2 separate regions of the Mus musculus genome follow, and region 1 is linked to region 2. A link is a loop called in an ENCODE intact Hi-C map of the cell type or tissue named here. Cell type or tissue: heart. All regions are shown on one strand. Each heading gives the region's core, and the rest is flanking DNA. Links, peaks and the distances in the headings are about the cores only. Region 1 overlaps Nrxn3 (neurexin III). Region 2 overlaps Gm40538 (a long non-coding RNA gene).

What was found. Hi-C counts contacts between places; a loop is a spot of excess contacts. Peaks named below come from ENCODE experiments on the same cell type or tissue, not always from the same donor. Only the 100,000 strongest peaks of a DNase experiment are listed, where the experiment ranks them.
Region 1: a loop joins it to region 2, with 29 times the contacts of the local background. A loop is called at or near these places in 7 of 42 quality-filtered maps.

Annotation. Positions count from the first base shown.
Region 1 is chr12:89,547,084-89,563,789 of GRCm38, forward strand. All of the region lies in intron 14 of Nrxn3 (neurexin III), which reads left to right. Among named protein-coding and RNA genes, the nearest start is that of Gm40537, 580 kb to the left of the region's middle. In heart, for the core only: a CTCF peak has its summit at 8,143 (motif pointing right); no DNase peak of the experiment used is centred there.
Region 2 is chr12:90,391,073-90,407,778 of GRCm38, forward strand. Gm40538 (a long non-coding RNA gene) reads right to left here. Exons shown (of 4, transcript XR_872905.2): 2 at 16,683-16,706; 3 at 9,192-9,323; 4 at 8,618-8,879. Among named protein-coding and RNA genes, the nearest start is that of Gm40538, 9.4 kb to the right of the region's middle. In heart, for the core only: a CTCF peak has its summit at 7,731 (motif pointing left); no DNase peak of the experiment used is centred there.

The sequences.
Region 1 (16,706 bases), core at 4,937-12,936, 840 kb before region 2:
AGGGAAAAATACAGAAAAACAGAACTATGGGGTTTCTGACTTATTATCTCTATGTCTTAATGTGCTAATTGCTACCTGCCATGAGAAGATGCTTGCATATTGACCTCCAGTGGGGTGTGATTGAACAGAAAGCCTTGTCTCAGGAACACTGTTGATACCTCTTGTCTTATCCAGGAGCTCTCCATAATGGGCTCAGCTGGGAACACTGGAGATTAGACCAAAACTTTAATCATGGTGATTTTGATAATCAGTTCCAATGAATAGAATGCTGCTATCTCTGTGGAGCCTAGGAAATTGATAGTATCTGAGGAAGGGAAATATGATTTTGATTGCTCAATATGCTAGAGAGAGATTGAAGGAGAAATTTCAGCCATCTTAAGAACTGGCAATTCTAAGAATAACAGTATAATATAATGTTGATGTCTAGTTTGTCTTGAGAACTTGAGAATTTAAGTCGAATATGCAGATGATGAAATTTAAATTCATTATAGAGTGTCTTCATATGGGATTGTTTTTTCTTTATATGGTAAACTTATTAATTGGATGAAAATGGCTTTTTTTTGAGCCTTTGTAGAATAGATTCATAGTATTTATTATGGTGACAAATATTTGATGCCATACAATGCTGCAAATAACTAAGGGATCAGCCTCATGTGGAATCTCTGTTAGTTTATGAAATAAATTTATTTTCTTAGTGTGAATGGAGCCCTGCATAGATTCAACAACCCATTGTGCTACAAATATCGCACCTCTAGGCAGTCTTCAGTGGAGGATTTTTTTTTTAACCTTTACTTTTGGTCTTAGAACTTGATTCTATAACCAATTCATCAGTAATATTTGTTCTTCAGAATTGCCTATCTTTGATGATGTGTTTTCTAAGCTTCTATATCAGTATCTACTGATCTTCAGGATTTAAATTACATTGTAGACTTTACTCAGTGGAATACTAACCTTATCTAGCATGTGCAAGGTGATGGATTTTATTTCCAGCAACAGTCCACCACACACACACACACACACACACATACACACTCACACACACTACACATGTATGCATGCATATGTATACACACATGCATGAACACACACAAATACACACCCAAATACACTTTCTTTCTCTGAAAAATAAATAAATACATTAAAAGATACTCTCAATGATCTACACATTTTTCCTTCCCCAACCCTTCCACCCTTTGCATTGTCCTGATCGATTTCATCTTTTGTGTTATATATATTCCTTATTTTCTGACAACCTAATTCTTCTAACACTGGAGCCCTAGCAAAGAGACTTTCACTTGTTACCATGTCGTAAGTTCTCTTCTCTGTTCACTTTAGGCACTACACCACAACCTTCTATTCCTGTTATTTTGAAGATTTTTTTTTAATAAGTCTCCACATGCTGTTTAGAGTTCCTAGTCAGTAATAGGAAAGACACTCAATAATATTCTATAATCTTTGTTTTAAGAACGCTCATCTCTTACCCAAAGTCAAGTCAACCTCCCCTCATTGATTTGTAACCCTTTGCTTCATGGCTGAATGTCAGGAATTTGCCACTTTGTCCCACTGCAAATCCATATTCTTTTAATGTCTTGAATGTGTTTCCTTTTGTACCTACTCTAGCCTTTCCTCTAAATTCTGTCCTAGTTTTCTCCTGTTCCACAGTCATCTTGTTCTCTATTCTTTGCTTTGCTTATCATTTCTCCAGCAGGTGTCCTCTAATGTGAGCCTTTTTTCATATCTCCTACTGTCAAAATGTAGCTTCACATTCAAATACCATATATCCCCACAGCGCAGTAATTAAGATTCTTTAGGACTTCTTTCTAACATAGTGTTTCATTGTAAATCTTCTAGCACATTTTAACACCTGGAGAAAACATAACTTTGCCAAACCTTCTTTGGCTGTTGGACCCATGCTCTTCATTTGTTCACCTGTGAATGCTCAGTGGGCCTTGAACTAATGGGTATTAGTGTAGTTTTTACATGTTTGTTCAGAAATGGATTGTTTCTCTAATTTGGATCAGGACTATTTGATTATTTCAATTACAAATTGCTTTAGTATAGTGCCAGTCACCAAAAGTTTGGCTTCCTTGCTCACTTGTTTCAATGACCTAGCTCTCTATGAGGTACCTGTCACAAATGCCCATCCAGTATTTTGTGTACATTGAATTCTATAGGGTCAGTAAAATTGCTTGTTTGCCCTTGTATTGCTGATACTTTATATAAAATCTGGCAGAGTGTGAATGTTAATGCAGTTCTCATAAATATATGCAATGTATCTGAAGCTTGATGGTGAAGATTACACTTGTTACCATGACCTAGCAATGGCAGACAAAATGTTTGAAATTATCAACTTGAAAATAGCAAATGGTCATTTTACCTCACAGTTTCAGAGGGTTTGGACCATGCTCAATTGGCTATGAAGCTTTGACAGTATAATGCACAGTACAGAACATTTGGTATAGACAGTTCTCAACATGTGAGTCATGACCCATTTTGGTTTGACATATCAGACACCCTGCATATCACATATTTACATCATGATTCATAATAGTAGCAAAATTAGTTATGGGGTGGCAATAAAATATTTTTATGTTTGGGGGGGTCACCACATAAACAACTATATTAAAGGGTTGTAGCATTAGGAAATTTGAAAACAACTGATATAAAAGATCTTTCACTTTATGGTAGCCAGGAAACATAAAAAAAAAGAAAGAGAAGGATCCCAGTGTCTTCTCCAACATCACAGCCCCCATGATCTAATGTCCTTCCATGAATTTCCACCATTCACCACTTCTCAATGGAGTGTCAGGCAGAGCACCAAATGTCAATGTTTAGAACTTCAGGGAACATCTAAGACCTGAACTGTAATAATGATAATAATGAGATATTAGTTTGGAAGCAAATAGGGGATTGATGTAAATGCTATAATGAGCCAGGCTAGGCACAGTCATTAATTTGTTATGATTATTCATTATTTATACTAGTTACATATATATATATATATAATATATATATATATATTATATATATATATGTGTGTGTGTGTGTGTGTGTGTGTGTGTGTGTGTGTGTGTGTAACTACCTCATTTATCTTACATTTTACATAGAAGTGCATTGTAAGAAGAATACTACATTTCCTAGGATTAGCTAATCAATAACAAAGGTCAACTTTGTCCGGATAGTGTTATATATAATTATGCCTTTCTATCTCCCACTCTCCTTTATGACAGAAGGGAAGGGCCAGAGGAACAGGCTTCTCTTATGTAAGGAGGGGCATGTTAAAGGGATACCTGAGTACTAGAAGAAAAAGGGGATTGGAGGGAAGCCTACAGCAAAATCACAATGCTATATACTAAAGTTTGTGATAAAATTTTAATTCTTGTACTTAATTGTTCATGTTCTTTTCTAAGCAAATACTTTTTTCCTCTAAAAAATGACTTTATATTTAATTATTTCCTCTATCTTTCAAAAATCAAATATATCTCAAATTAGTCCACATAACCAGGGTAATGTGGGCTATATGGTAACCATATGTACCATTTTTATAGACATGAAGTTCAATGTATGCATTTCTTATTTTATCTTTATGTCTGATCTGCTCTGCCCAAGTTCAGTGGGCTATATGGTAACCATATGTACCATTTTTATGGACATGAGGTCCAATGTATGCATTTCTTATTTTATCTTTATGTCTGATGTGCTCTGCCCAAGCTCAGTGTTATGTGGAACAAACAATGTGAACAGGGAAGGATGGTGGGAAACACCAGGGACTTCTTGGAGAACTGAACATTTAATTGTAGTCAAGCAAGGAGGAATCACAGCGGTGGTACCCTATTAAGTGAGATCCACAAGACTCTGGAGGCAAAAGGTTTCAGATGAAAAGAATTGCCCTACTTTTTTTTTCTATGTTGCCGTGATAATATTCCACTGCAAAAACAACTTAAGGAAGAAAAGATTGATTTGGTTCACAATTTCAGTTTACAGTCTATCATCCTTGGGAAACTGGGGCAGCAGTTGATCATATTACATCAGCAATCAAGAACATAGACCAATGAATTGATGTATACATTCTGGTGGTTGACTCCCTTTCTTTATTTTTTATAAAACCACAGGATTCCCTTTATAAGGAATGGAGCTACCCACAGTGGCCATGCCTTCTATCTTCACTAAAATAATCAGGATAGTTTCCCAGAGATATGCCTACAGGAAATCTAGCCCAGACAATCCATCAATTAGACTCTTTTGGCCGGTGATTCTAGATTGTATCAAGTTGACAAAATTAACCATCACAAGTACTAAGGGATGATTTTGCACAAGGGTATGAGTTGATCAAGACCTGGCTTAGAAGAATTGCTGGCAGTGTGTGAGCGGCAGCTGAACATAGAATAAGCTGTGTGGAGAGTAAACATCACTCATCTGCTCAGGGCAAAGAGCCAAAGCCTGGCTCAGTTTGTGAAAGAGTGGATTGAATGAAAGTTTCAAAGAACATTGAGTGAAGCCAGGAAAAGCAATAGGAGGAGCCTACAGGCTAAAGGGCATTTTGACACTAGGATTTTGACACTGTAAGCTTTAGGTCTAGTCTCAAGTTAAAAAAAATATCAAGCCACCCAAAGGCTGATAGTAAAGTCTAATAATCAAAGGATTGGTAGGATGGCTAAAATGTAATAAATATATTCCATTTATAAACTTGAAGATCTGATTATTGTTCCTTTTTTATTTTATATATGCTTGGATTTATAATTAATAGATCTTATACGTTAAAGAAATCTACATATAGGCACTAAACACCTTTTTGTGTTACTCGGACAGCTCATAAATTCCAGCTACGTGTTGGACTTAGAGGTATCAGATAATGTTTGCTGTATGATTTCTAGTAAAATGAATTGTGAATTCTCTGATTGAAATATAATTTTAATATCCTTTACTGTGTATGGCTGAGAAAAGTTCATTCCAAGTTCATTTTTTTCTCCCTGATGTGAACTAAGTTCTGCTACTGTTGCCCGGCTCTAGGCAATTATCATGAAGAAATTCCAGGGAGCCCAGAGGACCTTTCCTTCAAATACCTGTTCACCTAGAGTGCTTGAGGCATTCAATACTATTAGTTCCTGCATCCCTTTGAAATATGTACATTATTTCATCTTTATGGGAACACAGTTTTGACCCTTGGAGTGTATAGATAATCTCCCCTGCAGTATAAGAAAATTTTGACCTTAAGCAAATATTATAGAATTCTGGACCCCCAAATTTTATGTAGCAAAGGCTTGAGGGATGTGTACTCTCATTTTAGGTTTCTCGCTTTCTACTCCTTCTTCCCTTTAACTGCAATTTCCAGTTGGCTGTAAGAATTCTCAAGACATCAGTACTACATTTTCTTGCACCGTATTCTCATAATTTTGTGAGAGCTTGTGCACACTGAAACGCAAAGCTCCGGTTCCTTACTATACCTTTTGCTCACAGTTGACCTGGGTCATCTTTGCTGTCAGTTGCTTGTATTGGGCTTAAGCTTTCAGGTGGAATGATGCTAATACAGGTCAGTTCTGTTCCATCCAGGGGATTATGTCCCATCAGGCAGCCTTGGCATTCCCCTTTGTTAAAGAACAACAGAAGGCAAGATAAAGTGTTTGATGATTGGATTAAGGGGGATGAACTTATAAATTGTGGTCATCTACCCCCTCACCCCCCGAGAAGGTAGGCATAAGGTAAAGTATGATTTGCTTCTGTGTTAATCCTATGATTTTCTGGTCCCATGGCTTAGAAAGTTGAGGATTTGTCAAGTGGCTAAAGAAGGACAACCCAAGGTTACATAGATTCGATGAGTTTGTTTAGAAGTTCAGAAAATAAACCCTACCACTTTTAGATATCTGCATAAGGAAGTATGTTTCAATATTTTGGGGTCTCAAGAAAAAAACTATTTCTCTTTAAGAAATTAAAAAATATTCCTATGAATTAATCTATTATACTCTGTCACCCAAATTAAAATAGCCATACTATTTTTTTTTAAAAATCATGACTTAATTTTAAGATAATGAGGAAGTTCAAGTATACAGAAATTAAAGAAAATCGTCTTTGCCATGGTAGTAAGTGTAAATGTTTTGTTTTATTTAATCAATTTTGCAATTTATAACATGGAAATTATATGCAACTATAAACAAATGAATATTTGAGAACCAGCTTCCATCTCCAGCCCCTCCCCATTTTTGTTTTCTTTAATGAAATCCACATTGTAAGTTAAAGTCTTTCCATTGGTGCTGGTGGTTCAGGGTGAGTGGGATGCTTATCATGGGGACTTGCTACTTACACGCATGATTAAATTCAGTTGTCAGGTTTGGACAGGAGAGATCCCCTCCTCTTCCCCAGGAAGTCTGTAGAGAAGGGCTGGGATGGAGAGGATATTCATTTTCCAGTTTATAGAAGAAGGGTCCATCCATCATGATCAAAGAAGAATATTTCATGCCGTCCACCTCTGGTGAGGGCTGCAATAAATATTCTATCCTCTCCCCAACTTTGTTTCCTGCTCTGATTAAAATTCACCTTATAAACAGATAGGATGGCTTGAGATTATGAAATCAAAACACACAAGAATTATTCAGTCTCTGTTGCTCATTTTCTCCTCTGTGAATAATTTCTGCTGACAGGTGACCAGTGAGGCCATCTGTCTCTTTATTACACAAGCCTGTGGTGGGTCCCGTCTCCTCTGCCCTGGAGTTAAATGAAGGTTTCTTTGACAAGAGAATAATATAGGCCAGCAAATGTAATGCGATTTTAGGACATTCATGATTTCTTTTTAGGAATATGAACACAAATATTTTCTTCCTATGATTGAAATGTAAGTATTTCTTAAAGATTCAGGTAGATACATATCATTAAAATAACCCAACCATTCTCAGTATTAGGAAGTCTAGAAAAACTACTAATGTTTCAGAATTTGTAGTGTCATTTTCTTTGAGTATTTCATTTATTTTGATCCATTCAAATGATTCATTGGGGGGGGGATGTCTATGTCATAATAGATTGCTTTATTGTTCAACATAGCCTCTAAATTTGATTAGGAAAATGAAATCTACGAAGTACCTCAGCTATAGATTTTGGAAAAAAATGATTTGAATGTAATGTTCACTTCTCTTTCTGTGTTAGTTCAGAGGGAAAGGATTTTGATTGTTTGTTTGTTTGTTTGTTTGTTTTAAAAGACAACTGTAAAACTAACAAACTATTCACCCACCTATTCATCACCATTTTGGTCATATCTGCACTTCACACATGTTATCCCTAGAGGAGATTATCCAGTGCCAATTGGAGGGGAACTCATCCCTAGACTGATAATGTTCTTCCGGTTATTTGTTGAAGTTTGCCAAATGACTAAAGACTTACGGAGTCCAGACAGGGAAGCCACTTTTCCCTTAGTGGAAATCTATTTTTATGATTCCTGTTCTACCATATGAATATAATCAGATAGAAATTAGAATGTACTAGCTAAGAAATGAAATAAAACTTATAAGAAACACTTTGGGAAACTTTTCTAAGACTTCAGACCACGGCAGACTAATCTATTTCCTCTTGATTCTGTTTATAGTCTTTCATTTGATTACCATTACCTCAACAGAGAGAACTGAGATGTAATCTTTGGGATAGCCGTCTCAAAAGTTACAGAGCTAGGAGACAGGGAACGGAGGTGGCAATCCAGCTTTACCTATGAGAAATGAGTTCCTTTCTCTATGATATCACCTTGTTGTATGCAAAGATACAAGGTAGGATTACAACCACATTCCCACAGAGGAATGCAATAGAATCCAGCCATAGTCTAGATGGCCAGACACTGGTCACCTAAATGCCTAGTGCTATAAGAGGATACTTGGCAAACAGGAGTATAGACAGATGGTGCCCAACCCACACATCTCTATTTATGTAGAGGCCCCCAGTGTTTGTGTTAGCAGGTTTGGATGTTAATAAAAGAAATTGTTTGTTCTTTCTTTTTATGCCTGCAATTCATTTTTAGTGTAGATTTAAAAAGAAGAATTTGTAAGATCACTAGATACCAAGAGACGTGTGAGCAAAGCCAAAAGTGTATTAGGTTTAAAAGGGAAAGCCTGTGCATACATTATAAACAAACAAACAAATAAACAAATAAATGTTTGCCATTTGTCCACTAGAGGGTACTGTGAGTCCATTGGTCAATTTAATGGATAGGATCTTTTTTTTTCTTTTTCTGCTTTTTTTTAAATTCCTCCTTTTCCCCATGTTGGTCAAGGGAAAATGGAGGGAATCAGGACTAAGAGGAGTAAACAGTGGATATTCTCAATGTGAGTTTTTTCTCAGTCATGACCCTTCTTTATAAGCAAGAAAATTAAACACATTTGGAGAGTTTCAACATGCTCTTGTCAGTGTCCTTGTTATAAACCATACTCATGTATTTTGATAAAGAGCATTGATACTCGGAATCAGGTAAGTTCCTGTTATGAGCAGATATTTCAACAGGAAGCACTGACAAAAATGCCTTTCCTCCTACAGACAGTGTGTGGGAAATAGATGGCATGAATGAGAAATGACTAAAATACCATCCAACTGAGTCTGTCATTTGAGGTTCCCAATGAAGGACGATCGCTTTTGAGATTGCTCTAGGACACATGCACAGCTCAACAAGTGCTTTCCTTTTCTTAAAGTCTGTTATCAACGAAAACAGAAAAGGCAAGGCATGACCCTGTAATTTCCTTGAATTTGTCCAAAGCACGAAGTTTCTGTCTGAATATTACTATGTACTAAACAAGATTCTGGGCAGTGGAAAGATGGAGATGAAAGATAAACTCCATCCCCCAAGAATTCTAAATCCAGGGGTATAACTCGCCAGTGGTTTGAGAGACATTATAAATAGAAATTAGAGGTAGATAAGAAGCTATTTAAATACTCAGCTATAGGATCTATTGTAGCCCCCCAATGTTTGGCATCCGAGAGCAGGGGCAGTAGGCAAGTAGATACACATCTAATATTGTACTCATCATGACCACTTGACCTCTTGCAACATTCAGTTCTCACTCTTAGCCTAGGGCTGCAGACCAAGAGATGTTAGCAACCTGGATGTCTGCTGGCTTCCACGTCTCTGTATTCCTTCTCTGGCACCTTAGAACCATTTGCCAGCTCTCCACTCTTTTGCCATATCTATAAAAGATACCAGCTCTACCTCCACTTTCCTTGCTGTTGACATGATGGCTCTCTCCCTTGATGCTGCTTCTTCAGTTACCAGTGGCTCTAGCTAGTGTGGCATGGATCACCTGCTTCTCTTAGGATGACATTCCACTGGGTGTGGCTGGGATTATTCAGGCACAAGCTTTTCCTACTGTAGGTGTCAGGATCCTAGGTACATTGAATTCCTGCACAAGATCACTAGGTGGTTTCTGGCAGCTTACATGGAAGTGGCACCACAGTGGTTACCAGTGATGGGTCTGGGGCTCTAAGGTAGCTTCCCCTCTATCTTTCAGACAAACACACCAAGGCCTCTGCCCCATTTATTTAGCACTGAAATGATGATTGCTAGTTCTTTGCCCTCAGGTCTAGAGCTGGGCAGCTGGATGCTGTTCTCAAACAAGGCTGTTCAAAGAATCCAGCACCAGGTACAGGAAACACAATGAGAGTCACTGGGACTTAATTCAATGTAGCTGGACCCCATTAGTATTTGTGTTTGTAGATGTGTCTATGCCTGGAAGCCATGAACATATGCTGGGCTGTTTGGAAACCCACCACTGAGAAACTGAAGCTGTATGGACGCTGGTGATACCAGGTAGTATGGATTCTCAGCTGACAAGCCACTAGGTAATGCACACAAGACACATGCCACACCAGGGGCCCAGAGGGAATCAAGCTGTTGACTATAATGGTGTTCATTCCACTCTCAAGGTACAGATGCTACACACAGCCCCACCCAGAAGATCCAGTTTGATTTTGAGCCTGAAGGATCAGTCTGCTGCCTTAGAGTAGGGTCCATTGCCTCATGAGCTGGGCATTCAAGCTGCTGTTGCCTTCCCAGCACTCCCTACTCTTCTCTACTACATCCTTCTTCATATTTCCAGCTTAACCTGCAATGCTTTGGTCCTCACACTGTAGCATCGGGGGAAGCAGCGAAGCAAGAGTGGCTCCCAGCTGATTCCCAGAGTGAGCCTACATAGCTTGAAATGTGGGTGTCTGGATCAGTCATGGGTATTTGGACACTCATAGTCTTGCATCGAGTGTCGTTCACAGTCATTAAGTCTTATGTTTTGGGCCAGTCGTGAGCTTCCTCCCCACCCCCTGCCCAGGGGAAGTATACCACCTCTTGCCAAGGTAGATGTAGTGCATCTATGGCTTATTATTGTAAAACATATGGTGTAAATTGCTTCAAGCACTTTTTGTGATATGCCTGCAGAAGCCAGGGCAATTAATTTTTTTTTTAATGTGGCTATCTGAAGACATTTGTGACCATGGGGGCTAGCATCAGGGTGGTGCAGCTGCCTGTGTGACTGACTGTGGTTTTGCTCAAGGAGACTCACACAGCAAGAACATCTAGAACTGCTCCATCTCTGGTGGGTTTTTTTTTTTGTGTGTGTGTGTGTGTGTTTTTTTTTTTTTGTTTGTTTGTTTTTTGCTTTTTGAAACAAGAAAATGGCAGAGAGAGAACTTAAAATATAAATAACTTAACATTACCACTACAGGTGACTTTTAACAGATTCCAGTAGTCTTAACACTGCTTTAAAAGTGTCCAATGCCTAGGGTGTGATGGGTTCCCCAGTCTGTCTTGATGGGAACAATTAAGAGATGACATTGTACAAGACAGTGTGCATGGCTGGTAGAAGGCAGTGAGAGTCAGGAAGACATTGAAGGGGCAGTAAATCAGAGTGGGGTAGCTAAGACAGTCTAGAAGAACAACTAGACTGCACAAGGAAGAAGAGATACAGGTATAACTAATGTGAGCATAGGTGTTTGGAGAATTGAGTGGTCTGGGCCATGATGATGTTCACATGGGATGGAGCTAGAAATTTGGGAAGTAGCTAGGGTCTAGAATTAGGGAGATTGAGTACAAGTTTAATATGAGCTGTTTTCTAAAATACATAGTTGAGACCTTAAAGAAAAAGCTCATACACTAGCTATATAACCCTATGCATCCATCACCATGTTCTAAAAGGTGTAATAGTGCCATAGAAAGCATCTAGACTTCAGGCTTCTGTGGCTTGTGTCACAGTTTCCTAGACTTCAGGGTGATTTTAGAGCTTGACTTTCCTTCTGAAACTTTCCAGCCTATTAAAAAATTGATTTTGCAAGAGCCAGCAAGCTCCTTGACTTAATTATTTAAGGGTTGCTTGGTATTTTCACTATTTCTTCCAGATTATGAACAGAGGGGCCTTGTAAAGGCTCTGACCAGGCTCATTTAACCTCTGCTAAGCAAGTTTCTTCGTGTGCGTGTGTGTGCTTGTGCGTGTGTGTGTGTGTGTGTGTGTGTGTGTGTGTATGTGTGTGTGAGAGAGAGAATATTTGTATGTGTGTATGTGTGTCTGTGTGTGTGTGAGTATGTGTGTGTCTGTGTGAGTGTGTCTGTGTGTGTATGTGTGAGTATGTGTGTGTATCTGTGTGAGTGTGTGTATGTGTGTATGTGTGTGTGTGAGTATGTGTGTATCTCTGTGTGTGTGTGTGTGTTAGGGAGGAATGATTTGCAGTAAGAACTCTGCTAATGGAGTTTGCAGGTTTACAGGTATAAAATTCACTGAGTAAGACTCAGAGTCAAATGTCCTCCAAGTCAGAAAGGGTTCCTGTACTCTTGGAAAGTCCATTAGTACTTGTAAATTCCCAAGTTCAAATGCTATTTTGTAGGCAGTTAAAAATAATCTGCATTATATGATTGTATTATAATGGCTTACACAAGTAACCTAAGATTGTAACCATTGGTTAGTTCACTGTTTTCCTTGGTGTCTGTGTGTGGTTTCCTGTGCTTGTTACAGAGACAGGGTTTAAAGCTAACCCTTTATGTTCTTTGCTTCATTCTCTGTGTATCAAAGCTACTTTCACAATGTTGGTATTCAGTACCCACTAAGAGCAATAGCCACTTCCCTTTCTGTGGGTAGCACTGTCCTGCAGGGGATCATTAACTTTTCCTGAAGAAGCTTTGTCTCTGAGATGCTGCCTGCCTTCCTGTTCCTATTCACATTAGACACTTCCAACTGCCTTGTTGATTAGAAAATGCTAAATCATAACTTCCATTAAATGAAGTTTCCCCGTACCTTAATTATTTAGTAGTTAGAGAATTTACCCAATTTTACTGACCAATTCTATTTGACTATTGTCTTGGGTAGTCTGTAAGTGATCCTAGTGGATGATCTATGTAGTTCTAAGAGAAATGCTGCTTTCTAGTCATAAAGGCTGAAAAGATGGCTTAGGGTTTAAGACACTTTCCAGCAAGCCTAAAGACTTGAGTTCAATCTTTGATACTTGAAACTAGCTCTTACAAGTTTCTCTCTGACCTCACATGTATGACATGTCACCTGTAAATAATACATGCACACATGATAATGCATAAGATGTAATAAAACTGATGTAATAATTCATAACTATTGCATTTACTGATAACAATGGAAAATATCAAGTGTATGTATTAAGTTGTTCATCAAGCAGTTATAAAGTCCCTACTGTGTTAATATGTTTAGGACTAGAGGCATCATGGGAAGCAATTTTTTTTTTTTTTTTTTTTGCTCTCCTGTGGTTTATAACAGTTAAAATGCTTTTGGTTCATTGAATCACGAATTTCTCCACAGAGTCTGGAGCGAGGATGCTCGGAGTCAGATGGAGGATGCTCCAAGCTCTCAGTCTCTGGAGTGAGCTGCGAAGTGGCTATATCCACATGCAAAGGGCTCTTGGGTCTCTTGACCATCTGTGGAGTCCTCTTCTCCACACCATTTCTCTTCCCAGCTTTAAGGAACACTGCTTTGGGGGCTGGAGAGATGGCTCAGCGGTTTAAGAGCACTGACTGCTCTTCTGAAGGTCCTGAGTTCATATCCCAGAAACAACATGGTGGTTCACAACCATCTGTGATGAGATCTGATGATTTTTTTTTTTTTAAAGAAAGAAACACTGCTTTTCTGCCTGTTGCTCTGACTCGGGTCTAGATAACAAAGGTTGTTCTCAGTCGTGCAGTTTCAGCTGGATGAGCATCATCGCTGAATTCTTCTGAAGATCACAGTTCATGGAAGGGCTTCATTAGCTCCCAGCCAGGCTTGCTCAGAAAGTCAGTCTTGATTCTTCCTTGTATGATTGCTATCAGGTTCTTTCCCAATCCCAGGCTACTTCTGTCTTAAGGTCTTTAAGGAATTGTGAGTTCAAAGCAAAGGAAGCAAAGTCCCAAGAGAAATTTCCCTCCTTTCCTTTCAAAGGTCTACTCATTGAGTTTTTAATATCTAGACCAAAGGCTTGATGGCATTTGGAATTTTGACATAGGTTGTGCTATATAATCCTAGGAGTGTTACAGGCTGTGTCACGCGGACTTCAGAGCATATTTTTACACAGCAAGTGAGCACTGATGGATGGACGGGAATCAAGCACATCCTCGGTGTTCTCTGCGTGCAGTACAAGTACTGTGTTGTGTCTACATTTTCTGGCTTGCTACTACATGCAGTTGCTCTCTCCTCAATATCATTGGTCTTCTGCTCTGTCCTCTTCAGGGAAGCTTTCAAGAGATCCCCCTGTGTTCAGGGCTGGGTCTGAAGAGTGGCGCTCTTGGCAGTTAGTGACTTTCTAGATCAAATGTCTCACCGTAATTTACTTACACATGTCCCTGGTACCCTTTCTTTCCTGTGAAGCTGTCACAATCCCAGATATCTTGGTGGCATGTGGCAGGATGTGAACATAAGCAACTTTGTGTTCTGGGAAGAAATCTTTGTATTAATACCCACAAGGGAGTTGTGAGATCACAATGATACACTATGCGCCTAGCACACCTCTATTTTGGTTTAGGAGCCTCCATTCCTATGAAGGCTGCCTACAACCTTGGATTCTTTGCATGCTCACAACAACCACCATTGTACAAGGGTTTTAGATTTAAGAAACCATGTAAAACAGACAGCTAGGTTCTCTCTCTCTCTCTCTCTTTTTCCTTTTTCCTTTCATTCATTCTTTTTGTTGCTTTTTCTTTGTTTTGTTTTGTTTTTTGTTTGTTTTGTAGCTTTGCCTTTTCTTTCTTCATTTGGAGCTGGGGACCAAACCTGGAACCTTGTGCTCCCTAGGCAACTGCTTTCCCTATGAGCTCAATCCCTATTCCCCCAGCTTAATTTTTAAAATGTATTATTATTTATATCACATATGGGTCAAGTATGTATTACTTATATGTATGTTGCATTGCTGTTGTGTATGTGTAGGTTGTATACATGAGTGCATGTAGGAACACTTTTGTGAATTTGTGGTAGCCCAAGGTCAACACTGGGTGACTTTGCCAATTCACTTTCTATCTTTAATTTTTTAGTATCTCACTCAAGCTAAAGTTCATTGGTTTGGCTAAGTAGAATGGTTAATGTGATTCTTGGACACAGTTGTCCTTTTTCTTCCAGGCTAGAGTTATACTTACCACAGTTCCTGTTTCTTTTTTAAAAAGATTTATTTATTTAGGCATATATGAATACACTGTAGCTATGTTCAGACAACTCCAGATGTGGGCATCATATCTCATTATGAATGGCTATGAGACACCATATGGTTGCTGGGAATTGAACTCAGGACTTCTGGAATAGCAGCCACTACTTTTAACCATTGAGCCATCTCTCCAGGCCCCAATACCTGGCTTTTTAATATGGGCATTGGGGATCTGAAGTCAAGTCCTTATGATTGTGTGGAAAGCCCTTTACAGTCATCTCCTAGCCTCAGCTTAAATTTTTACATACATACATACATACATACATACATACATACATACAACCAACCAAAAGTTTGTCTAGCTCCCTCATATCAAGTATGTGCTAGCTGCAGGGACTGCACAATGAAAATGCTAGACCTTATATTAGCTGTTAAGAGTCTATAACAGTGTGCCGAACACAGGCATTAAATAAATAGCTACAAGAGTGATGAATGTTGTGAAAGGAGAGGTTCAAGGTGCTCTCTGTTCCTTCAGCTAAAGGATTTGACCTCATCTAGGGGATTTGGACTTGCTGAACTCTGTTAAGGCATACCTGAATGACCTTGGGCAAACAATTTAACCTTTCTATAATTAGGAACAGGTTTTCTTTCTCTCTGATCCCTCCCACTGCAGCTAAGGCCTTCTGTGAACAGAAACGACAATGGGCAATGCTGTTCACAGCAATAAGCCTGGATATAAACAGCGAAGGCATGGGGGAGATGACAGCGCAGGCTTAAAAGCCAATTTGGACTAGAGAACTAGGGAAAAGTTCATGGGCAGATAATAGCTGTAGAAAACATGCCAGCTGTCTCCTTTCTTGTAATCAACCTAGCTTTTAGAACAATGGCCTTCAGGTGTTTCTGGAGTGAGTGGAGTGTCTGTTGGAAATATAGAGAAGAACTAACGGTTCTGCCTCAGATGGATAGATCTCTCCACTCCGTATTTTATTTCTTCCTTCTTGGAATCTTGTTCCATTGCCCAAGTTAATCTTGACATCGTGACACAAATATTTCATGTCCCAACATATGTGAGATTCCTGATTTGTATCAGCATATGATGTTCTCATTCACATTCTGGAAGAGTGACCCTAGCCCTTACACTTTTTTTTTTTTTGTAAATAGGTGCATAAAATGAGTACAAAAAGCAAACATGTACTAATAATAAATTATAAAGAAATTTATTCATTTGATACACATGTAATTTGTCACTTATTAAAAAGAAAAACAAATTAACACACTAATGAGATTCTTATGCTTGTCTGTTTTAATATCAATAATTAAGTCTTGACTGAAACTTTAATTGTGAAGATGTAGTCTCTTAAACTTTTTTTCAGAGTTGATTGATAGTTTGATTTTATTATCATCAATGATGAGAATGCCACCTTGCCTAAATACATAGCATAACATGGCAGAAGTCTATTTAAGACAATTTTAGAAATTATTAGAAATTATTTCCTAATCCCCAAGTTAAAATTAATTTAATATTATGTAACTTGAGTCAGAAACTCAAACAGAAATATTTAAATACCAATCATTATAACACAACCCAAAGATATTTCAATTTGTCACTTACATCGCAAAGAATGTTGCTATGAACATAATTAGTATTTCTCCCTGCCTGTACTTATACCATAGTTTCTGAAAAAAGCAGAAAACTTCACATGTGTAGTAAAAGCATTGTAGTTCATAACACGCAATAGTTTTGCATCTCGGTCATGGTATGCTAAAATCATTGACCAGGTTCATTGGCATCATGTGGCATGATGATGTACACACTACAGAGTGCACATAAAGGGCCAGGGTATAGTGAAGTCACAATACAACATGGGTTGGCTTCAATAGAAGCCTCAGGCTCATCAAGTATTTGACTTTTAACTAAGGTTCAGTCATTGCACATTCAGAATCCTTCTTACCATGGTCTAGTTTTTGCAGTTCCCACATCTAAACTGTAATTTACAAATCTGATCTGTTTTTGAAGAGCAAGCAGGTTTCTGCTCTACAAGACGTGACTGTGACTCCCTCCACATAGCCCTGTCATCTTTGAAGAAAGTAATGCTTCCTAACCCAACTCTCCATCATAACTTTTCTATCTC
Region 2 (16,706 bases), core at 3,453-11,452:
GATAGGGAAGATGGTGGCTCAGTGTGTTCTGTGCCTGCTGCACAAAAAAAGAAGGCCCAAGCTCACTTCCCTAACCTGTAACCCCATTGATGTGTGTTTGTTTGCATGTGTGCATGTGTGTGTTAATGGTTTGAATTGATATGATATGGCCCACCTAGAACCAATGTGTTTGAATGCCTGACTCTTAGGGAGAGGCCCTATTAGGAGGTGTGGCCTTGTTGAAATAGGTCTGGTCAGTTAGGGGAAGTGTGTCACTGTGTTTGTGGGCTTTGAGGTCTTCAGTACTTAAGCTGTGCTCAGAATGGCACAGAGTTCCTCACTGCTACCTGTAGATCAAGATGTAGGACATTCAGTTCCTTCTCTAGCACCATGTCTGCCTACAAAACTTTTTCTTTCCTGCCATGACAATAATGGACTAAACTTCTGAAACTGTAAGTCAGCCCCAGTTAGATGTTTTCCTTTATAAAAATTACATTGGCCATGAGACAGCTCAGGCCACACAGAGAGCTTACAGATAAAGCATGTTGCCCTGGGCTTCATTACTGATACTCATGTGAAAAGCGAGATACTGTAGTGTGCCTGTAACCACAACATGGGCAGGCAGAAAAAGGAGGGTCCTTGTTGTTTTAAGGAGAGTGGGAGGGGTATGTAGAAGGGTTTGGAGGAAGGGAAAGGAAGGGAGACATGAATTAAATTATAACTTCAAAGACAAAATAAAAATTAATATGGTGAAGTGTTCTTCTGGTACTTTGTGTTCGCCACAGACAACCACCCTAGCCTTTGTGTCTCCAGGATCTTGGGACTCTGGCATTCCTTTCATCAAAATGTGGAGTTTAATTTCTACCCCCTGAGTGTAGGTTATTGTGACTGCCCCAATAAAGGAAAGCAGAGATATATGGGAGTCTTAAGGCTAGGACAGAAGAGGTGATAATTTCCATCTGGCTCTTTCCTCCAGGGATATGAAGTTCTGGATATTAACCGGCATATTTTGAAGAATTAAATTTCCTGGCAGAAGTTAGAGTATTCTAAAACACTTTTGCCCCTTCCTTTAACTGTCAGACTATTGAGATTCCATATGTCCCTCTCCCACCAAAATAGGAATTCTAAGCTATTGAGATATCTCAGTAGATAAAGACGCATGTGACACAAGCCTGGTGACCTGTGTGATCTTAGGGTCCATGTAAAGATGGGTTGACAGAACCAACTCCACAAAACCATCCTCTGACCTCCACACACACACATCATGACACGTGCCTCCCCACACAAATCCACAATAATAATAAATATGATTTAAAAAATAGAATTTCTCCCCAGGTTTATGCAGGGATAAAGAAAAGCCTGTGGTCCTTAGTCAAGCCATGGAGGGGTGGGGTTGGGACTTTTTTCTCCTGAAAGATAGTCCACAGTTGCATGTCACATCTTGTAGGAGAGACTAGAGCTAAGACAGTAGTGATAGGTGGCAGGGATCACTCATTGCTGGAGGACTGGAGAGCTACCCCCTATTTCAATCTAACCCTCTTACCAAAGCCTTAAATATGGACTCGGGAGATGGGGAGGCTGGTGGAGCTCTTTCTTCCTCTTCCCGACTTTGTAACATTGAACAAATTTCTTTCTACTTTTGATTATCATGTGCTTCTTTGATTGTTCTATTGAAGGTAGATGATCCAGCAGGGCTTATGGGGTCACAGATCTGCCTGGAACACTCCAGCCACAGAAATCCCACCCATATGGAGAGGTCACTTGTGTGTGATGAGATTGACAGGCCAGGTGAATTCCACCATATTGCCATTGTTTGCTGGAACTGATTGTCAGGCCTGAGGTGGAGCATCCTTCAGATGACTTTTTTCAGGTCCCCAACTTTGGTGTCTTCCCGTCTTTGCACTCTTGCAGCAAATTTTAATTATTTCGTGTTGCCTCAGAACTCATTTTGAATACAGGCTTAAATTAGAATCCCTGTTCAGTTTCTTCGTGCAGTTTTTGATTTCTGTATGCACTGCGGGCTCCTCAGTGCATTCAGTCTTGTATAGGTAATGGTGACTACTGAATGCAACTTACTGAAGGCCTCTGTACCTTCACAAACTGCAGATGGCACAGTCATCAGCTCTCAGCCATAGGGTGACCTCTCAGGGTTTATGTCTGTTTATTACAAATCTTCCAAGACACAATTCTCATGGGAAATCTTTTAGAGAATTTTGGATCCACGTAAGGGCTTTGACTCCCAAGTCCCCTTTCTCACACTCTCCACACCCTGACTGAGCACATAGGTTCTAAAGTAAAAATGTTACTCTCACAACCCTCAGAGAGCTGTAGTAGTATGTGTTGTTCTTATTCCTTTGTTTAATTGTCTCCTCTGTGTTTCATGTTTCAGCCGTACCCTAACCTAATTCCCTTCTGAGCTTTGGGCCTCCTTCAGAGTAATTATCATGGTAAGGTTAAACTGGACACTGATCTGAGAGTCAATACAAATTTCCTATGAGAATGACCTTTGGTGTCGCAGTTGGAATGACAATATTTCCCCATAGATCTGTGTGCTTGAATGTTTTGTTCCCAATTGATAGTGCTGGTTGAGGAGACTTAGGAGGTGTGGCATTATTGAAAGAAGTATGTCCCTGAAGGTGGACATTGTGGGCTCAAAGCCTCATCAATCCTAGTACATATCTCCTCTCTCACATTCCCCTTCCCTCTTCCTTTTCTTCCCCTCCACCTCACCCCACCTCCACCTTTCTCGACGTGCTTTGTGCTTGTGGTTCAAGATATGAGCTCTCATATTGCTGCTCCAGCAGTCTTACCTGCCGCCTGCTGCCATGCAGCCCCTGCCCTTGTGGACTCCAATGCCCTGGAACCATCAGTCCCTATCAATTCTTTCTTCCATAAGCTTCCTTCGTCATGGTGTTTTTATACAGCAACAGAAAACTAATTCATCTTGTCATAAAAACTTGCTTGTAGGGCACAAAATAAAAAAGTCATGACTAAATACCCAGGAGCCCTGTCAAGACAGAACTGGAGTTATAGGCACCCATGTGCAAGCTCAAGACCAAATTAGAATAAAATACACCAGCTCTGTTCACACGCTTGACCCACAGACACTGTAATAAATGGGTGTTTGTACTACTAATTCCCCCTCCCCCTTTAAAAAAGAAAGTAGTGAAATATACATGGCATAAAATTTTCCTCATGACAGTTTCTAAGTCTACAGGACAGTGATAATTAAACACATTTGTAAGGTTGCACAACTGTCCCCAGCACATTTCTGTATTACTTCTTTTCAACTTTCTACCAGTTAGCTTCTATGTTGCTGTGATCACAGTCCATCATCACGGAGGGAAGTTAGGGCAGACATTCAAGCAGCAACAGATGCTGAGACCAGAGAAAGGAGCTACTCATTGCCTTTCTCCCCGTGGCTTACATAACCCAGGAGCACTTGCACAGGAGTAGCACACTTCACAATTGGCCTAGCCCTCACACATCAATCATTAATCAAGAAAATGACACACAGACATGCATGCCCACAGGAAAATATGTTGGAAAAAGTATCTTAAGTTTAGGTTAATTTTTTTTCCATTCTTAGTGTCCTGTTAACAAAATCTAACAAGTACAACTTTGTACAAATAAAACGCTATACCCATTAAACAACAAACCTCCATTCCTCTCAGCCTATTACAGTATTAGTGTCAATCATTTTTACTTCTCTAGGTACCCCAGATAAGGAGAATCATACTTATTCATTTTTGTGAATACTACTAGCATGCTGTACCATTTATCAGAATTAATATTCTTCGTTTTATGTTTAATCATGCACATTGTGTGTACCTGTGTGTGGATATGTGCATGTGAGTGTAGGTGCCGAAGGAAGTTAGAAGACAGGATCATATTCACCAAAGCTGCAGCTACAGGCAGTTGTGAGCTTCCTAACATGAGTTCCCGGAACCAATCTCGGCTCATCTGAAAGATTATCTGTTCTCAACCACTGAGCCATCTTTCCAGCCCGGAACATGTGTTTGTCTTTGGAGCATACGTTTTTTTTTTTTTTTTTTTTTTTTTTTTTGGGGGGGGGGGCGGGTGGATATTTTGTTCTGCTTTGTTTTGTTGTTATTTTGTATGGTTCTGTTTTGTTCTGTCTTTAGATGTCATTTGCTGAAAAGATTTCCCTTCACATATTTTTCAGAAGCCTTTGGATCACAAATATAAACTCATCTCTGCCTTCTCTATCATACAGAAGTTTATATGTTTTCCTATATATTAATTATTATCACACTGTTATGATTATTGTAACTTGCTTTTGATATGAGGAACTATGAGTCCTCCAGCTAGGGTGCTCCTTTCTAGGACTTGATATTCAAGTTCCCTTCTAATTCTGTGTGTGTTTTAGAATAATGTTTTTTATTTATATGTCTACATTTATATAACTACAGAAAATGTAATTGAAATAGTGTGAGAAATTTGTTTCAATTTGTATATCACATTGAATAGTGCCTGCAATTTAAGAAGACTAAGACTTCCAATCTATACACATGGAATGGGTTTCTACTTGTTTACTCTTTTTTTCTAATCAGTGTTCTGTAGTTCTTATTATACATATTCTTCACAGCTCTAGTTCAGTCCAGTCTCAAGGATTTAGTTTTCTTGATGTAATTGTAAATGGGATTGATTTTGTAATTTCCTTTTCAAATATTTCATTCACAGTGTATAGAAGCCCAACTAACTTTTGCATGGTGACTTTCTGAATCCTGTTGCTTCACAAAAATCATTTAATAGTTCTAATCGAATTTTTACTGTATGTGAAATCTTTTTTATACTCAACACATAAGATTAATTCAACTGTGAACCATTTGATAACAGTACTTTAATCACAATGCAGATGCCTTAGTTCTGTTTATTTCTTAATTGTTCTGTCTAAAAATCTTTAGCACAATATTATACATAAATGAACAAAGCAGGAATTTTTGCCTTCTTCCTCATCTCAGGGATAATTTAGGTTTTCAACATTGACTGAGATATTTACTGTAGATTGTTAATATGTGACTTCTAATATGTAGGGATAGCTTCTTGAGTATTTTTAACATTTTTAAGAGGGTCTTGGATGTTGCCAAATGCATCTTCTGTATTAGATCACTGCTTGTTTTCTAATGATTTGCTTAATGCAAATTATTTGCTTTGTTATATTGATTAATCTGCATATGCCAAACCATCCTTGCATTTCATCAATTGATTTCATCTTGTTAAAATATGTACTTTTTACAATATCCTGCAGAATCTTGTTTGCTTATATTTTATTGAGGATTTTTTGTATTGAAATTTAGGAACTACTAGTTCATAGTCTTCCTTTCCTGCAGTGTCTTAGCTTTGATACCAGGCTAATTCCCACCTCAGAGAACAAGTTGAGTGTTTCTTTCCTAAGATAAGACAGGTTTGCAAAGCATATTAGTTATTTAAATAATGAGTAAAATTTATTAATGAAGCCAACACAACTGGGACTTTTTTTTTCATTTGAAGACTTATTTAGATCAAGTGCCTTTACCATTTACAGATCCATTCAAACTTGTTAATTTCTTAATGACGTCCTACTGCAGGTTTTTTGTTTTTAAAACTTGTTCATTTCATCTAGGTAATCCAACTTGTCATATGATTGTTTAGAGACTTTTGTAATGCATTTGGTTTTAGTAAAATCAGTAGTGCCACTTTTTTTTTTTTAATTTATGGCTTTAGCAATTTGAGTTTTTTTCTCTTTTACCTTTGCTCTACCCAACTCCACTTATTGATTTGGATGGTCTATAAAAGAATGAACTTTTGTTTCATATCGTTTCTCTATAGTTTTGTTTTCCTCCTGTTTGATTTACCTCCTCTTTATTCATGTTTTCTCACCATTTCCCAGCTTTGGGTTTAGGGTTACTTTCTGTGATACAAACTGTTAAGCTAAATTATTGGCTTGTGTGTTCGTTCCGTTCATTCCTCGTTGCCGCTGTAAGACTTGTACTGCAAGTTGCACTACAGTACGACACTTACACATCCTGTAAGTTTTGAAATGTGTGTTTTCACTTTTAGTCATTTGTGTGTATTTTGTAATTTTCCTCCTAAGTTTTTCTTTAATAAGTTAAGGCTGTGTTTAAATTCTGTAGGTCAGTGGGAGAGTGAGTTGCTATCTTGGAAAAGGCCCTATATTATATCCATAATGAATAGGATATTCAGAATGTCTAAATGTGCTAGAAATGTTCATTTTCACTTCAGATCTAAAAGATTTTGTCTACTTATTTTGTTAGCATATGATGAAAGATAGAAACATTGATAGTTGCATAGCTTAAGATTTTTATTAATCCCTTAAGACTTTCACATAATGTATTTTGATCATAATCACACCCTCCTCCCTGTAACTCTTTCCGGACCCATGCCCATCTTCTACCATACAACTTCACGCTTTGTTTATTTTGAGACGCCAAAGCTTTTAAATTCAGACTCCATTTTAGGGAACCTGAACTAAGTTTGAACTCAGGTAGACTAACAGGCTAGTATATACAATAGTTTCCAAGCTGTCCCCCAACAAAACCTGAGCCTAGCTCCAGTCTCTAGGCTAATCCCTAATAAGACCAGTGTCTCCTGGTTATTCCCCCAACAAACCTGCACCCCAGGTTATAAACCCACCCCTTGCCTAATGACCACCAATGTAGAGGGGAGCAGAAATTAAGTTTATGATATGACTCCCAGCAGCAGCCAATTATGTGAAAGGTAAAAGTAGCTTTCCAATTAGATGCTTGTACACTTATTCCCTGCTTGTGGATTACTAAAAAGCCTCGCCCCAAAGGACACTCCGGTCTCCCCCATCACCAAAACCATCCTGGGTGATAGTGGTGCATTATGGGGAGGCCTGAGCTAGCTCAAATAGAATAAAGACCCTGCTGTGAGTTGCATCAGATTGGCTCCTGGTCTTGGGGATCACTAACATTTCCCTGGCACAACAGATTTTTGTTTGTTTGTTTCTTTGTTTCTGTTTTTTTTTTTTTTTCTTTTCCTAGTAACCCATTGAAGTCAACTGGTACTTTCCATATACTCCTGGGCATAGAACCAACACTAAACTTTATAGTCGCATATATGGTCCTTATTTGCCTCCTATCATGCTTTTGCCTTAGATATATTTTGTACATTAATACAGCCACTGCTTGGTTTGTGTCTTCTACGTACCTTATTCATCCTTTTACTTCCATCTTCTTTGCATCTTTGAGTATAAACTGATTCACTAGCAGACAGCACATGGTTGTATTTTGTCCTTTATAATTCTTGCTGCTACTCTTTTTTTTTTTTAACAAACAGATTAATGCATTTCCTTTTGTCAATTTTCTATATTCTTTTTTACATATGCTATTGTCTTTGCACATTATGGGACAATATTTACTGTCATAGCTAAACATGCTGTCATTTGAAGTTTTTGAAGCCATAGTTAATCTTTTGGTTAACTTTCCTTGTTTATTCCCCTTTTCAGAACCTTGAAGACATCAGCTCATTCATCGCAAACTTCTGATGAAGAGCATTGAACCATTGCAGAGACTCTGGCTCCTATGTCTTTCTAAGTTCACTTCTCACAAGCTAACTTCAAGATCCTCTCTTTTGCTTCTCCAAGTTTGATTAAAAGGTACCGTTGTGCAAGTCTCTCTGCGTTCATTTTAGCTTGACTGTAATTTGGATATGAATGTTTGTGAAATGACCATATCTTTAAAGGCTTGCTCCCCCTGGTGGTGCTATTAGGAGGTGCTGAAGATGCTAAGAGGTAGATTAAGAAAACTTCCATCACTGAAGAACTACCCTTAAAGGGGATTGTAGCCCCGTCTCTTCTTTGTTTCCTGGCTAGTGGTGTAAGTGGTGCTCTAAATACGATGTACTTCTGAGAAATTATAAGCTCAAAGCAGTTAGATCACCAAGTGTGAACTAGTGCCTCTTATAATTGTGTAACAAAAATGAACCTTCTCTCTTAATATATCTATAGCCTCAGGCATTTTCTTATAGTGATGAAAAACAAAATATTACAGATTTCATTAAATGCTGTGATTTTTCATCAAATTTGAGAGGCTGTTAGCCATTATTTATGCAAACATTTTCTGTTTTTTCTCCCTCCCTTCTCGGATTTCCAATATATGTGTGTGTTGATACTTTCAATGTTTCCCAGAGACCCATACACTGCGCTCATTTTTTCAGTTATTTTTATGTTCTTCATACTCACTATGCTTCACTGAGCTGTATCTAAATTCTGAGTCTTCTTTATGCCCGCTAGCATCTGCCTATGAGTACTGAAGTGTACTTCTTCAGCTCTAGATTATAATTTTTCCTTTTTTAAAAATTATTACTTTATTAGTATAGCCTGAATGTACATATATCATTTTAAAATTTTTTCCATATCTTCTCTTAGTTCTTTTAAAACTTCTAAGATATTCCTTCACAGTTTTTGCCTAATATGTGTTCTATCAGGTCTTCTTCAGAGAAAGTTCTTTTTTTTTTTTCCTTTTTAAATAAGCCTCTCACACTGGCTATTTCTTTTTATCTTTTGTTTCCATTATTGTAGAAAACTGAACATTTAAAGCAAGCACTGTATCAATGCTACAAATCATATTCTTCCCAAAGTATTGATGTTTCTGGGAGTTTATTGCTTCTCTTGGACACTTTGTCAATCTGAGGTGTAAACATAGTTCCATGTCCTATGTCTGTACTTTATCTAGGCATATGCAATTACATCCCATATGCCAATAACTCTTTAATATCGTGACACAAGGTCATCAGAGAGAAAGGAGTCTCAGTTGAAGAAATGTTTCCATGAGATCCAGCATTTTCTCAGTGATCAGTGGAAAATGACCCAGCCAATTGTGAGTGGTGCCATGCCCAAGCTGGTGTTCTGAGTCCTATTAAAAAAAAAAAAAAACAGATTGAGCAAACCATGGGAAATAAACCAATAAGCAGCATTCTTTTATGGCCTCTACATCAGCTCCTGGCTCTAGGTTCCAGCCCTGGTTGAGTTCCTGTCCTTACTTTCTCCAGTGCTGGATTATAATCTGGAAGTATAAACCAAATAACCTCTTTCCTGCCCAACTTGCTTTTCGGTAATGTAGCTTCATCACAGTAATGGACACCATCGCTAAGACAGGAGGAACAGACTCCAGCCTTAGGAGAGGAACTTGTAACAATGAGAAGAAATACAAAACAATTGTGCTCACCATCTGGAACTCCCTGCTCAGAAGCGGTAATAACCCCAGCATTCACAGTTAAGAGGCATTTTTCTGGCCACCTTAGCTCCAACAAACTGTTCACCAGTTCTTTGAGGAACACATAACAGCTGCATGAAGAAGCTAAGAAATGGGAAATGAGTTAGCAATCACTGTGTCAAGAACAGAAATGAACCAATATCAACCCCAGTGAGCTCTCATTGTCCTCTAGAAATTATGAAACTTCGATAGATTTTTAGAGATTCAAAATAATCTTGACAGAGCCTATCAGTATTGCTGCTGTCTAGCTGATTGAATTAGTTATTATCCTACTGCTGTGGTAAAATACCCTGCCAGAAACAACTGAAAGAAAGCCTCATTTATGGCCCATCTACCTCAAGGAAGGCCTACTGGCAAGAGTTTGAGGAAGTCGGCTCCATTGCTTCTACAGTCAAGAAGTAGATGCCTGTGCTCAGCGCTGTCTCCTTTTGATTACCTAGTGATTATATCCCAAAGAATGACAACACTCTCATTAAGGGTGAATCCTTTCACTTCAGTAAACCTAATTTAGATTACCCCTCACAAATGAGCTCATAGATTCATTTCCATGGAGATTCTATGTCTCATCAAGTTGACAATCAAAATTAATCATCTCAGTGGTAAACTGACTCATGATTCGGCCTGCTTTTCCACTTTTGCAGAATTGACAATCTCTTATAGTACAAAATTGTGGCAAAAACTTTGATGCTGTAGTAAAAAAATACATAACTTACCACTTCTGTGAACAAAATGAAAACCTTACCTTGCATTATTGGAATACTAAAATATTGGAGGTTATGCAGTTAAAAGATTGCCTATAAAAACGCATAACTAACAGAATGTATTACTTACTAAATGGGAAAGATAGTATCAGAGCAAGGTCAATGATCCGGATAGGGGACCTTTCTCCATTCTCTGGCATTTTGTCTAGTTTACACGGGAATGGTTTATAATTGCAATAGATCTTCCCCATGTTTAATTGAACACTGTTCTTGTGTTTAAAGGCATTTTTCTCCCAGCATCCTGTATAATGACTTGTCAACCTTGACCTTACTGCCACACACTAAACATTTTTGCTGAGAGTCATTTTTTTTTTCTTCTTTAGCACCTGTGTTTTCTTGCTTTTCAATTTAGGAGATTTGATGAGAATTAATAATTTATTCATTTGGAAGGAATTGATAAGTTTATTATTTAGCAAGTGTATCTGAGAATGCCTCAGGCTCATCTATCAACACAATCCTTTCCTTCGGCTCATGAATAAAAATGTAGCCAGGGTCTTCCCCAAGTAACTGACTAGGTCAATACTTTAAAGAGAAATCTTACTGGTTAAGGCCTGGTTTGGCTGTTAGTTTTAATGAGTAAGACTCTTTTTGTTCTGAAAACTCCCTACAGGAAACACGGGGGATGTTTTCTCCATGTGTCCACATGGAGTTGTTTGTGACATTTCGATCATCCTATATTCCCTGGCTGCCTCCACATCTGTACCTGTAGTGAGATTTAGTACACTAAAAGATTTACGCAGCAGCTAATTCTAATGCAATTGCTATGTTCTTTCACTTATACTCCTGTCTTGCCATTTATGGATGAAAGAATGAAATTTTTACAGAGGATTAACTTAATGTTCTAGAAGAACCTTCTCTATCTGCTTGTTCCTTTGCTACTGGATATGTGAAGAAGGGGGGGAAAGGCCCTGGAGAGTTTAGGCCTATTTCTTTGCTTTGATCACATCCAAAGCAGTAGAAAGAAATTTCTGCTTCAGGTTTCTTTGGTGAAAAAGAGTTTTACTTTGTTTTTCTTTATTCCTTGTTCATTTGAAACAGAGCGATACTCTGTAGCTTGGGCTGGCCTTGAACTCACAACAATCCTCTTGCCTCAGCCTCTTAGGTGGGAAATGTTCTTCTCATCAACAATTCTTTATTTTCTTTCCTGAGACTTAGGTAATGAGCCATGGCTACTCTTTTTGAAGCTGAATGTGCTAGAAGGCTGACAGGGTCAAATAACACTTGATTGTTTGCTAGGTAAAGTAGTTCAGTGCTGCTTTTAAGCATTGCCACAAAAATAATTGTCCAAAATGCTGGATATGCACAATGTAGTATTGATGATTCCCTTAGGGCTTCTTGTGTATATGTTCATGCATATACGTATTTCTGCATATGCCTGTGTGTAAAGGTATAGATACACATATATGTAGAATATATGCCTATATATACGTATATATGCCTATATATACGTATATATAGGCAATGTGTAGAAGACAGACAATGACTTCATGTTTCTTGGGATGCTGTCTCCCTTGACTTTGAGAATAGTCTCTAAATGGTCCTGAGCTTAGTGATGTGAATAATTTGACTGGTCACCAAGCCATCCATCTGTATCTCTCAGGTTCTAAGATCACAAGCAAATGCTACCACAACTTGCTTTTTTACCTAAATTTTGGACATGAGTTTAGAGATCAAACTCATGGACTCAGGCTTGCATGGCAAGCACTTGCTGGCTAAGGAACTTTCCCAGCTCTTCCTGAAAGCTTGACAATCAAGAAGCTGCTTCCTCTATAGTCAGTATATATGTGTATGTTTATAAAAGTTAACAAATATAACAGAAACTTGTTTTGAGCGGAATTTCATAAAAGCAGACAAAGGAGAGGGCACTAGGGTTATCATAAATCCACTATCTAATTTTCCCAGAGACATCTCTTTCTGATTGTTGTAGAGGTGTGAATGAAAGGTGAGACAGCCTACCAAAGAACATAAATCTACCTCTGCGGTTACCTGAAGATAGATCATTTCAGGATTACCATCTCAACCCATCTTTGTGTACAGTCACCAGTCTTTCTCCTCAGTAGTAACACCATAACTCAGTGCTTCTCAGCCATTCAAGATTCCTCTGTTGAAGATTTGGTGTTTAGCTCTGTACCTCATTATTTAATTGGGTTGTTGGTGTCTAACTCCTTGACATCTTTTTAAATTTTGGAGATCATCCATCTGTTAGATGTAGGGTTGATGAAGATCCTTTCCCAATCTGTAGGCTGCCATTTTGCCCTATTGAGAGGGTTGTTTACCTTGCAGAAGCTTTGCAATTTCATGAGGTCCTAGTTATCAATTATTGATCTTAGAGCATGAGCCATTGGCGTTCTATTCAGGAAATTTCTCCTGTACTAATGCATTCAAGGATATTTCCCATGTTCTATTCTATGAGACTTACTGTATCTGGTTTGATGTTGAGGTCCTTAATCCACTTAGACTTGAATCTTGTGCAGGGTGATAAGTATGGATCTATTTTTATTCTTCTACATGTAGATATTCAGTTATTCCAGTACCATTTGTTGAAGATATTTTCATTTTTTCCATTGTATAGTTTGGCTTCTTTATCAAAAAATCAAGTGCCATAGGTGTGTGGGTTTATTTCTGTGTCTTTGATTTGATTCCTTTGATCAATATGTCTATTTTTGTACCAATACCATGCACTTTTTATCACCATTGCTCTATAGTACAGCCTGAGGTCATGGGTGGTGATTTCTCCTATTTATTGTTATTGTTTATTTTTCAGGATTATTTTGGCTATTCTAGGCTTTTTTGTTTTTCCATAAGAAGTTGAGATTTGCTCTTTCAATTTCTATAAAACATTGTGTTGAAATTTTGATGGGGACTGCATAGAATCTCTGGATTGCTTTTGGTAAGATGGCCATTTTTACACTGTTAACCCTATCTATCCATGAGCATGGGAGCTCTTTCCATCTTCTGATATTTTCTTCAATTTCTTTCTTCAGGAACTTCAAGTTTTTGTCACACAGATCTTTTACTTGCTTGGTTAGAATTATATCAAGATATTTTATATAATCTGTGGCTATTGTAAAAGGTATTGTTTCCCTAACCTTTTTCTCAGTCAGTTTATCATATGTATAAAAGAGGACTATTTATTTCTCTGAGTTAATTTTGTATCCTGCTACTTTGGTGAAGTGTAGTGTTTATCACCTGTAGGAATTCTGTGGTATAATATTTTTGGGTAGCTCATGTATATTATGATATCTGCAAATAGAAATACTTTGGGGTCTTCCTTTCCACTTTGTATCCCCTTGGTCTCCTTTGGTTCTCCTATTGCTTTGGATAGAACTTCAAGTACTATATTGAATAGACAGGGAGAGAGTAGGCAGCCTTGTCTTGTCCCTGATTTTAGTGGAAACACTTTAAGTTTTTCTCCATTTGGTTTGATGTTGGCTACTGATTTGTTGTATATTGCTTTGATTATGTTTAGCTATGTGCCCTGTATGCCTGATTTCTCTAATACCTTTAATATCAAGGGATGTTGGATTTTATCAAAGGCTTTTTCAGCATTTAACAAGATAATCATGTAATTTTTTTCTTTCAGTTTGTTTATATGGTGGATTATGTTGATGGATTTTCATATATTGAACCATCTCTGCATCACTGGGATGAAGCTTGTTTGATCTTGATGGATGATGTGTTGATGTGTTCCTGGATTGGGTTTGGAAGTATTTTATTGAACATTTTTGTATCAATGTTCATAAAAGAAATCGGTCTGAAGTTCTCTTTCTTTGTTGACTCTTTGTGTGGTTTAGGTATCTAGATATGGTTTAGGCCACAGGTGACTGTGGCCTCATAGAATGAGTTTGGCAGTATTCCCTTTGTTTCTATTTTGTGGAACAGTTTAAGGAGTATTGGAATTAGCTCTTCTTTGAATGTCTGGTAGAATTCTGCACTAAAACCATCTGATCCTGTGTGGGTTTTCCTTGGGAAATATTTTAACGACTGTTTCTATTTCTTTAGGGGTTATGAGCCTGTTAAATAGTTTATCTGATCTTGCTTTAACTTTGGTAAATAGTATCAGTCTAGAAAATCATCCATTTCCTTATGATTTTCCAGTTTTATGGAGTACAGGTTTTTGAAGTAAGACTTAATTATCTGAATTTCCTCAGTGTCAGTTGTTATGTCTCCCTTTTCATTTTTTATTTTGTTTATTTAGATATTGTTTTTCTGTCTCTAGGATAACTTTGCTAAGGGTTTGTCTATCTTGTTGATTTTTTCATAGAAACAGCTCAGGGTTTTGTGGATTCTTTGTATTGTTTTATTGGTTTCTGATTGTTTTCAGCCCCAATTTTGATTATTTTCTGCCTTGTACATCTCTTTCATATGCTTGCTTCTTTTTACTTTTTTTTCTTTTTCTAGAGATTTAAGGTGCACTTTTAAATTGCTGATAAGAGAACTTTCTAATTTCTTTACGTAGGCACTTAGTAGATCTTTCTTCTTAACATTGCTTTCATTGTGTCCCATAAATTTGGATATCTTATGCCTCCTTTTTCATTGAGTTCTAGAAAGTCTTTAATTTATTTATTTCTTCCCTGACCCAGAGATCACTGAGAAGAGAGTTGTTCAGTGTCCATGAATGTGTAGGTTTTTAGGTGTTTCTGTTGTTGTTGAAGTCCAGCTTTAATCTATGGTGGTCTGATAAGATATAAAGCATTATTTCTATTTTCTTGGATCTGTTGAGGCTGGTTTTATGACCAATTATATAGTTAATTTTTGAGAAGGACCCATGAGGCGCTGTGAAGAAAGTATATTCTTTTGTGTTTGAGTGAAATATTCTATAGATATCTGTTAGGTCTGTTTGATTCATAAACTCTGTTAGGTCCATGTTTTTCTATATTTAGTTTCTGTCTTGGGGACCTGACTATTGGTTAGAGTGGGATGTTGAAGTCTCCCACTATTCATGCATGGGTTCCATGAACAAATTAAGCTTTAGCAATGTTTCTTTTACAAATGTGGGTGCCCTTGTGTTTGGGGCATTCATGTTCAGAATTGAAATATTATCTTGGTATGTTTTTCCTTTGATTATTATGAAGTGTGCTCCCCTGTCTCTTCTGATTAATTTTGGTTTAAAATCCATTTTATTAGTTATTAAAATGGCTACTCCAGCTTGCTCCTTGGGTCTGTTTTCTTGGAAAGCTTTTTTTCCAGCCCTTACTCTGTAGTAATGGCTACTTTTATGACTGAGATATGTTTCTTTTATGCAGCAGAATGGTGGATCCTGTTTGGCATCCATTCTGTTAGTCTGTTTCTTTTTATTGGGGAAGTTAGTCCATTGATTTTGAGAAATATTAATGACCAGTGACTGTTAGTAACTGTTATTTTGATGTTGATGGTGTGTGTGTGTGTGTGTGTGTGTGTGTGCTTTTCTTGTTTTTGCTAGTATGGAATTCCTTATTTCCTGTGTTTTATGAGATGTAGTTTAGTTATCCTCCTTGGGTTGGAGTTTTTCTTCTAGAATTTTCTATAGGACTGAATTTGTAGATAGATACTGTTTGAAATTGGATTCTCCTTTAAATGTCATGTATTCTCCATCTATGTTGTTTGAGAATTTTGCTGGGTACAGTTGTCTAGCTTGGCACCTGTGCTTTTTTAGAGTTTGTAGGATATCTTTCCAGGCCCTTCTACCTTTTACTCTCTGTTGAGAAAGGAGGTGTAACTCTGGTAGGTCTGCCTTTGTTTGTTACCTGGTTTTTTTCTCCTGCAGCTTTTAATATTCTTTCCTTGTTCTGTACATTTTCCATTTTGATCATCATTTTCCAGGAGAATTGTCTTTTTTTGACAGTCTAGTTGGTGTTCTACAAATGTCTTGTATGTTTATAGGCATCATTTTCTTTAGGCTGGGAAAATTTTCTTCTACAGTTTTGTTGAGAATATTTTCTGGGCCTTGAAGCTGGCACTTTTCACCTTCTATTTCTATTACTCTTAGGCTAGGTCTTTTCACAGTATCCCAAATTTCATGAATGTTTTATGTCAAGAGTTTTTTAGATTTAGCATTTTCTTTGACAGATGTATCAATTTCTTCTACTGTATCTTCTACACCTAATATATTCCCTTTTATCCTCTGTATTTTGTTGGTGATGCTTGTATCTGTTGTTCCTTTTCTCTTCCCTAGGTTTTCCACCTCCAGGATTCCCTCAGTTTGTGTTTTCTTTATTTCTTCTATTTCTACGTTCAGGTCTTGCTCAGTTTTATCTATTTCCTTCATCTGTTTAATTGTATTTTCCTGTATGTCTTTAAGGGATTTATTTGTTTCTTCTTTAAAGTCCTCTATCTGTTTGCTTGTATGTTCCTGTATTTCTTTAAGGGATTTATTCATTTCTTTTTCAGAGGCCTCTATCATCTTTATAAGATTGAATTTAAGATTATCTTCTCATTTTTTGGGTTGTGTTAGGATATCCAGGGCTTGCTGTAGTAGAGTAGCTATGCTTTGGAGGTGACATTTTGCCCTGATCCTTGTTGATTGTGTTCTTTCAAGGGCTATATGGTCTGTATAGTTCAGAAGCCATAGGTTCGATGACGGTGGGCAGAAAGGTGACAAGAATGTAGAGGTCCCCCTGAGATCACAGGCTTCTCAGAGCAGGCAGCCTTGGCCCTGAGGGCTCAGAGAACAGAGAAGATGGATGGGGAAAGGGAAGCTTACCCGTATGCTTCAGGAGTTGGATGG